3 separate regions of the Homo sapiens genome follow, and all the other regions are linked to region 2. The links are chromatin contacts, found by Hi-C or POLR2A ChIA-PET in ENCODE. All regions are on one chromosome and are shown on one strand. The core of a region is the stretch at or near the end of the contact, and the rest is flanking DNA. Distances in the headings are between cores, read along the strand shown.

Region 1 (2,700 bases), core at 155-2,654, 600 kb before region 2:
TATTGGACTACACCCAGTTTGACTCACAGAACTTGAAGAAATTATAACCTAGATGACTAGATGAACACAGTAATCTCCATAGACCATAGGAGATTGCAGTGGATGGCAAAGTGTTACTAAACAAAAGGAGGAAAGGTCAGATGGAAAGCTGTACACTTACGTCCTTCTCCTGGATGGTGCACTCCTTACAATAATAGGCATCAGAGACCCCAGGTCCTCCACAGATCACACAGCGCCCCTGGTAAGATCCATAGTTACACTCATCACATATGCGCACCAGAGTGCAGGGACGCACATAGGAGTCACAAATCACACACTTGCCATCACCTGTAAGGAAGAGAATGGAGTCATGCTCACAAGTTCTTCAGTCCTCTGCTATCTCCTGCCATGGGGAAATATACTAGTCTCCTGGGAAATACACTAGTCTCCTTTTGACAGTGACTTTAGGGCCCTCCTCTTGGCATCACAAAACTTGGTTTCCCCAGTGTCCATCTCAAGCCCCTCAACACATACAAAAGTTTACCAATTAACATATGTGAAGAGCTTAGAAAAGCACCTCGGAGATGATAAGCCTGTATAATTGCTGGCAAAGTGCTGTGTGTTGGGGAGGGGTCATGCTACTCTGGCGATTCTTCCCGTTGAAAACTAGAGAGATACAGCGTTAAATGTGCAAGCGGCAGTGGGGAGTTAGAGGGGCCTTTGGCTAAAGTGCAGCATTCAGTGTTCACATACTTCCAGGCACATCTACTCAAAGCCCTCTTTGTGGCACTTTTGCTGGTTCCACAGAAAACTGGGAGTGGGAAGGGTGGGTTGTTGGGACGGTGTGTTCCACTCACATTTTTCACACAGTCTTCCGATGGCTGCAAGATGAAAGATGGTAAAAAGTACAATTAGAATAAAGGTTTTGAGAAAGAGGAGAAGTACATCCTCGAGCTGGGGGTAGGGACATGAGTAAGGACTGCAGTGAGTGAGACCTGCGGATAGCCATTTTATCATTACAAATTTCCATATGAACCAAACCTACATCCAAGCACCCTCCTGAATCTCCTCCAACGCCCTGGGCAAGCTCAGAGTTTCTCTGGACCTGGTTCAGACCCCACCCCCCGATACCTGCCTGGGGCTCCCAGCACGCGCACCCCCGCCCTCTTCTCATCAGAGGCCACAAACCTGCGCGCTCCTACAACACCCCGCGCCTGAGAGGCGGGAAACGTGGCGCCTGCGAGGCAAGCCCCTAAGGAAGAGACGGGAACCCCCGACCCCCCAGCTCCTAATACCACCCCTGCCCAGACAGCCAGGGGTAGGGCGCAGTCTCACCAACACCAGCCTGCTTGCGGCAAAAGATCAAATCAGGATGATGTTTAGCCATAGCTCCTAACTAAGCCGGCCACCGGAAGCTTCGGGAACTTCCGTCCGACCTTTAACCCCCATTGTTCCTGCCTCCACGTCGCTGTGATTGGTTCTCTAAGCTTCCGTCAGTTTACAATCCTTGCACCAGGCCCGTCTTGCTCTCGCGCGAGTTTTTGTCGCTGCTGGGCGGCCAGGTCCTGGCAGGTGCATGAAACTCTTAAAAACTCTCCCAGATTTGGATGGCGGAGATAACTAAAATTTGTTCTTGGGTAAAACATCTTTGTGCTTGGTATCTATTTCTGCAAGTGTCTTTGGGCAGTCCGATTTCCTCTTGCGTGTCTGTTCGTTGCACGTGAGCTCCGCCCATTGCGTTCACAGGGTTCTGGCGCCTCTAGGGAGGCCTCGCCTTCACCGTGACGCCCCACTCTTCCGGGCACGCCCCTGCCCAAAGGCTTTAAAGGCGCCGTGTGGGACGTCACTTTAATGCGACCTCATCTTTGTCAGTGCACAAAATGGCGCCCTACAGCCTACTGGTGACTCGGCTGCAGGTGAGCGAGCTCAGGGACCTCTGGGTTCACGGGGGCGGGGTGCCTCCTACTGTGCCGGCGGCTGTGGGCGAGGCAGGGCGAGGCGGGCCCAACCTGGGGCCAACTTCTCGTGTACCTGTCCCGGTTGTGGGCCCGGCACCCGTGCCCGCTTCTCTGGTGCCCTAGGTCAAGGCGTCCCCGGCACAGTCAGCTTTCCTGGCCCTGTCCCTGCCTCGCAAGAAGCGTGGGCCCAAGCAGCGGCGGCCGGGTGAAGAGCGGAGGCACCTCTTTCTTCTTTTTGAGGACAGCATTGCCTGCTCCCGTGGGGTGTGTTTCCATTCCTCAAGGTGAGGACAAGGTGACTAGGGGGCGCGGTCGTTGTTGAGTCTTCTAGGCCCAGTTCCTGAGGCCTCACTTCCCATCTCTTAGCAACAGAGGCATGACAGCATCTACGGTTGCCAGGCCTGGAGTCTGGAGAAGAAACTAGGACCCTGTACCACCTTTTGAGGACCCTGCGGAACGTGGAATGTCGGGGAGGGGGGCGGTCTTCTGGGCCCATACGTAGTAAATAATATAATAATAGTCTCTCACCTTTGCACAAGATTTGAGGCCTGTTTTAATTCTTCATAATATTATTTGATTCCTGTAATCGTAGGAATGAGGTGGTTTTTCTCATTTGATAGATGATAAAGCTGGTAGAAAGTAGGTGAAAGTTCTGATTCTCAAGAGTGTCACCGAAGTGCTGTGGCAGAAGCATGGGCCCTACCACCACTCAGTTCTTGTTTATGTCAGCCTGCCCTCACAGAACTTTATGAACCACGGTGCA
Region 2 (2,700 bases), core at 135-2,634:
AATATGGTGAAACCCTGTCTCTACTAAAACTACAAAAAAATACCGGGGTGAGGTGGTGAGTGCCTGTAATCCCAGCTACTTAGGAGGCTGAGCAGGAGACTTGCTTGAACCTGGGAGATGGAGGTTGCAGTGAGCCGAGATCGCGCCACTCTACTCCACTCCAGCCTGGGTGACAGAGTGAGACTCCGTCTCAAAAAAAAAAAAAAAAAAAAAGTGCGACAACGCACATTAGCCTACAGCTGGCCAAAATCATCTAACACAAAGCCTATTTTATAATAAATTGTTGAATATTTCATGCAATTTACTGAATACTGAAACACAGGTTGTATACGTACTGTGGTTTCTACTGAATGTGCGTCGCTTTCACACCACAGTAAAGTTGAAAAATCGTTAAGTCGGGACCATTGGCCAGACTCCAGGTCTCCTGAGCCCCAGTCCAGAGCTCTTTGCTCTCTACCACAGACCCTCAAGAGGCCTCAGAGAGGCTTAAGAAGTAAGCCAGCCAGGATGGGCACCCAATCAGCTCACCTAAGTGAGACCTTTCCCCCTCGGGCCTCAGTTTCCTTATCTGTAATATGGAGTTACTGTAGGGACTGTACAGGCGGTTCTCCGCACATGCTGATATCCATCAGTTAGGGCCTCTGTGCTTGAGGGAGAGGAAGTGAGAAAGGAAGGGCCCCTTTGAAGGAGAAATGATTCCCGTATGGGGAAGCATCTCCTCCCTTCCTGCCCAGCTCTAAGTAAAAGAGAGAGGAACCTGTCTCTCCACATACCCACATTAGGGAAGAAGGGCCAAAGCACTCCTTGTAGCACTCACCCCTACCCTTCCAAGCCACCCCAGCCGGTGTAGGTACCTGTCTTCAGCAGCATCGCTCTGGACTCAGCTTCCGAGGACCTGACCAGATCTGGTCTGCGTGTATCAGCTGTATGTGTTGGGCTCTGGAAGCTAAGAAACGTCTGAAAAGCACTGGGGTCACGGCTGCCTGGCTAGCTCGGCCGCCCTCAACCTTAGGCGTGGATCGTACACTCGGTCCCCAAGTTGCCCGCCCCATCCCCAGCCATCACTTCCCGGAGCTTCAGTTCTTCCTTCAGAAATACGAAACAACGTGTCTTGGATGTCAGACCTCACACCCTCTGCAGTGCTGGGAGTCCCGAGGGCCTACGGGCCGCCTTCGGCCCCGCCCGGGCTCAGAAAAAGGCAGCCACTGGCTTAAGGTCACCAAGAAAGAGCGGAGGGGCGGGGCTGCGGCCAGGCTCCGGACTTCCAGCCGGGTCCGGGTTCCCGCCCTGGGCTCCCCAAAACCGCAGAGCCCCCTCCCACCGCACTTATCCTACCGAAGCGTTCAGACCTGCCGCCGCTTCTGACTCGAATCCGGTAACCTGATAAGTCCGAAGCGTTCCAGTGAGGGCGGGGCCTCACGAAGGCAACCCTTCGCGCAACCTATCAGAATCCCCCCTAGCAACGCTGTGCCCCGCCCATATGGGTCCGGCCTCCCAGCCTCCCTAAGCCCTTCCCCACTGGGCTCCCGCCCTGCGTGCTAGCGAGGCAGGCATTGGCAGAACGGACTCGGGGCTGTCCTTCGTGGCCCGGACCCCGCGAGGCCTGTCCTTCCACCTCTGTGGGGACCAAGAGGGCAAGGATCGTGCCAGGCTCACCGTGGGCGCTCAGTAAGCGGCCGTGCAGAGGACGGTTGAGGGCTTTGTGCAGAGGAAATGAGAGACTGCTCTGAAGCAAGGCCCGCCTAGTGAGCTGCTAGGAAAATGGAAGTCTGGGATTAATCGTCTCTACAAGGAGGGTGCGTGGGAGGCACCAAAGCAGGCGGTCACAGCTCCCGCAAAGGCAGCCGGCTCTCCTTCCCCGCCTGACGCTCAGGGACTACTCGCACAGACTGGGCTACTTCCTTCTTCATTCATTCATCAAGTATTTATTGAGAAACTGCTAAGTGCCAAATGCTTTGTTCTGGGCATTGTAGGGGCAGAAAGGTGTGATATTTTCCCTTACTCATCCCAAAGGTCACAGCGGACACTCCTACAAATAAAATATAGGTTAGCAAGAGAAAAGCATAATAGATTGATTTACTCAATGTTTTATGTGACTTGAGAGCCTTCAGGAATGAAGACACAAATACTCAGGGAAATCTTTATTTTTATGTCTCGGTTTGATGAAGAATGGACAGCCCTGGCCGGGTCTGGTGGCTCATGCCTGTAATCCCAGCACTTTGGAAGGCTGAGGCAGGGGGATCGCTTGAGGCCAGACATTTAAGGACAGTCTGGGCAACATAGTGAGACCCTGTCTCTACAAAAAATTAAAAAGCCAGGCAGGTGCCTGTGGTCCCAGCTACTCGGGAGGCTGAGGTGGGAGGATTGCTTGAGTCCAGGAGGTCGAGGTTGCAGTGAGCTGTGATTGTGTCACTGTACTCCAGCCCGGGCAACAGAAAAAAAAAAAAAGGAATAAGGAATGGACAACTGTGTATAAACGCGATTAGACAAAAGGGAATGATTTAATGTTAATAGCTGAGTGTGGAAACCCAGCAATGTCTGTTCAGATTCGGATTCTTCTTGTTCTCTCTGTGTGGCATTCCCTCCTGCTGGGAGGAGGGCAGGACCCCTTCTGGAATGAGAGTCTTATGACCTAGTATCAGGCAAGGTAGATCAGAGAATTCCTTTATGGCCAGGCCCGACACAGAAAGGTGGGGGATG
Region 3 (2,700 bases), core at 147-2,646, 790 kb after region 2:
ATTAATAATAACAATTAGCTGGGCGTGGTGGTACAGCCCTGTGGTGTCAGCCTCATCAGGAGGCTGGGAAGGAAGGATGGCTTGGGCTGGGTAGGTCAAGGCTGCAGTGAGCTAGGATCAAGGCACTACACTTCAGCCTGGGTGACGGGGTGAGACCCTGTCTCTAAAAAAATAAATAAATAAAAATGTGAAAATCAAGAGAACAGTAAAGAAACGGGCACTGGAGAATTCCTGGAGCCTTTCTCTTAACTTTCCCACATCCATCAGACATCACCTCCAATAAACTGTTTCCTTCCTCACCTAGGCTGGAAAAAATATGGGCTCCCCTGTACCATCAAGACTTAAAACCAACAGAAACACCTATTTTGTAACACTCGGGAACTTTCTATGCCAGCATATCGAGGTTCAATAACAGCTGTTCCCTTCGGGAAGTGACAGTGGGAACCAGACAACACTCGTGTCACAGGAGGGGCGGGGAGAGCCCACGCTGACGCGACAGCCCTTTGCACTCTCCAAGTCCCTCTCCGACCCGACGTGTCACCTTAGCCCCCTGCGTCACCCCAACGCCTCCAGCCAGCTGCGCAAAGCTGTAAAAGTTCCAGGGAGAGAACAGCCTCTGGAGACAAAAAAAAAAAGGAAACCTCCATCTCCAAAGAGAACCGAGGAGAGGGAGGAGGCTGTGGTGAGCCTCCCTGGCCAAAGCGACAAAAGCTGGAAGCCAAAGCGTAGACTACTCGGCAACTTTATCAGAAGAGAAACTGAGGCAGGCACCGCAAGGCCCGAGGAGCCAAGCCGGCTCCAACAGGCGGGGTCGAGCTCCAGGGTGGCGCTGGGGGAGCCGCGCTTTCCCCGCATCCGGCGCCAGCAGCCGGGGTTTCCGAGCCGGGAGCTCCCTCCTCGCAGCGCCCCCGAGGATGCCCCCGCCCCCGCCTCCGCTCAGAGCCGCCGGTGCTCGCCCCCCGCCCCAAGAGCTCGCCGGGGGGTGTGCCCGCGCCGCCGCCCCCGGGAACGCTCCCCGGCTCGCGTGAGGACCCCCGCGCTGCGGCCTCCCGCCCGGGCCTCTCAGCTGCCCGGCCCCGCCCGCCCCGGCCCGGCCAGGCTGCCGCGGCCCCACAGTGCGACGTGTCACAGGCCGCGCCGGCCCCGCCTCCCAAGCCACGGGCACTGGCGCCCGCGGGGCCTCCCGCCGGTTCCCGCAGGGATGCCAGGCAGGCCCGCACTCGCCCGCGGCCGCTACCTTGTTAGTGGGCACCGAGCGGAGGCGCTTGAAGATGGTCAAGATGTCCTGCTTGCTGGGGTCCCCCATCGTCAGCTGTGAGCCGCGGCGCAGCTGGCCCAGCCAACCGGTAAGAGTCGACGAAAAGCGGCTACCGCCTCAGCAGGAGCGACGAGGCCGCGGGGGCGGGGCTGCGCGTAACGGTCAGGCTCCGCCCCAATCCCCGCCCACGACCGGGCCCGTCCACCGCCGGGGCGCAGGCGCCGCTCGCTTTCCCTCCCCGCCCTCGCTTCAGCCGCGCCGCTGGCCCGACCCCAGGCGCTGCACGCGCGTGCGCAGGAGGCTCGCGCGCCATTTGCGGCGCGGCTCCACGCCCTTAGCGCTGGGCGAAGCCGGGCCCGGGTGTGGCTGCCTGCCACGCGCGCTGCCATAGGATCCACCAACGTTTCGCCTGGTCGATCGCCATTTCGCCTAACGGGCTGCTTCCATGGAAAGGTCAGAGGCAGGGGAAGGGGCGCACGCGCCCTCCTTCGGCACGAGACGGACGGAGGGCCCGTGCCTTGACGCCGGACCTTAGCTGGTGGCCTTCCCTTTTTTTTTTTTTTTTTTTGAGACGGAGCCTCGCTCTGTCCCCCAGGCTGGAGTGTAATGGCGCGATTGCGGCTCCTTGCAACCTCCCTGGTTCAAGCGATTCTCCTGCCTCAGCCTCCCGAGTAGGTGGGATTACAGGCGTACATCACCACGCCCGGCTAATTTTTGTATTTTTAGTAGAGACCAGGGTTTCACCATGTTGCCCAGGCTGGTCTCGAACTCCTGACTTCAGGTGATCCACCCACTTCGGCCTTCCAAATTGCTGGGATTACAGACGTGAGCCGCCGCGCCCGACTCTTTTTAATTCTTGCCCTCAGCTCACGCCAGGCCCTGGGTGGAAAGCTTTCTTTGCCCGGAAACTGGCTTTCTGAAACCAAGGGCTTTTGTGTCACGTTCATGGAGAGATGGCAGTGCGGGTTGAGGCAGAAGTGCTCAGTCAGAACTGATGAGTCCAGATGAGAAGCTTGACTTTTAACCCCGGCCCTCGGGGCTGCACCCTACCCTCTGGGAAACAATTCCAGCCAGAAGAGTTTACACTCAGCAGAAGGTGCCTCTGTCACCACAATGGGTGTGGAGCCACTGGAAAGAGGTTGGGTGATAGTGAGGAAGGACAGCAGGTTTTGGCATCAAAGGCACTACCTTGGCCTCAATCCCAGTTCAGCCAGCTGCTTCCTAGCTCTGTGGCCTTGGTCAAGACACTTACCTTCTCTAAAGCATGGTTTATTTGCAGTCTCAGGGGCTCATGCCTGTGATCCCAGCACTTTGGGAGGCTGAGGCGGGAGGATCACTTGAGCTCAGGAGTTCAAGACCAGACTGGATAATATGGTGAAACCCCGTCTCTATAAAAAAATGCAAAAATTAGCCGGGCATGCTGGCATGGGCCTGTAGTCCTA

Evidence for each region. A loop is a pair of places that touch in the nucleus more often than their neighbours do. ChIA-PET counts read pairs that join two places held with the same protein, here RNA polymerase II (POLR2A). Pooled maps may share reads with other maps.
Region 1: a pooled map shows a loop between it and region 2 (7-fold over the local background). The contact joins the promoter of PHF5A here to the promoter of NAGA in region 2. A Hi-C loop is called at or near these places in 5 of 50 pooled maps. POLR2A ChIA-PET finds 5 or more read pairs at or near these places in 2 of 52 experiments (BJ and naive thymus-derived CD8-positive, alpha-beta T cell).
Region 3: a loop to region 2 is called in a pooled map, with 5 times the contacts of the local background. The contact joins the promoter of ARFGAP3 here to the promoter of NAGA in region 2. A Hi-C loop is called at or near these places in 1 of 168 maps with a recorded cell type or tissue (naive thymus-derived CD4-positive, alpha-beta T cell), 1 of 37 single-sample maps with no recorded cell type and 8 of 50 pooled maps. POLR2A ChIA-PET finds 5 or more read pairs at or near these places in 1 of 52 experiments (CD4-positive, alpha-beta T cell).

What each region holds. Positions count from the first base shown.
Region 1 is chr22:41,467,288-41,469,987 of GRCh38, forward strand. PHF5A (PHD finger protein 5A) reads right to left here and starts at 1,405. Exons shown (of 4, transcript NM_032758.4): 1 at 1,315-1,405; 2 at 837-860; 3 at 161-327. The coding sequence starts at 1,366. It overlaps ACO2 (aconitase 2), which reads left to right and starts at 1,830. Exons shown (of 18, transcript NM_001098.3): 1 at 1,830-1,895. The coding sequence starts at 1,860. RefSeq lists enhancers at 1,135-1,804, 1,374-1,935, 1,936-2,497.
Region 2 is chr22:42,069,428-42,072,127 of GRCh38, forward strand. It overlaps NAGA (alpha-N-acetylgalactosaminidase), which reads right to left and starts at 1,385. Exons shown (of 9, transcript NM_000262.3): 1 at 855-1,385. The coding sequence starts at 870. RefSeq lists a silencer at 1,166-1,465 and an enhancer at 1,646-1,695.
Region 3 is chr22:42,855,877-42,858,576 of GRCh38, forward strand. ARFGAP3 (ARF GTPase activating protein 3) reads right to left here and starts at 1,397. Exons shown (of 16, transcript NM_014570.5): 1 at 1,238-1,397. The coding sequence starts at 1,306. RefSeq lists an enhancer at 556-1,400 and a silencer at 923-1,672.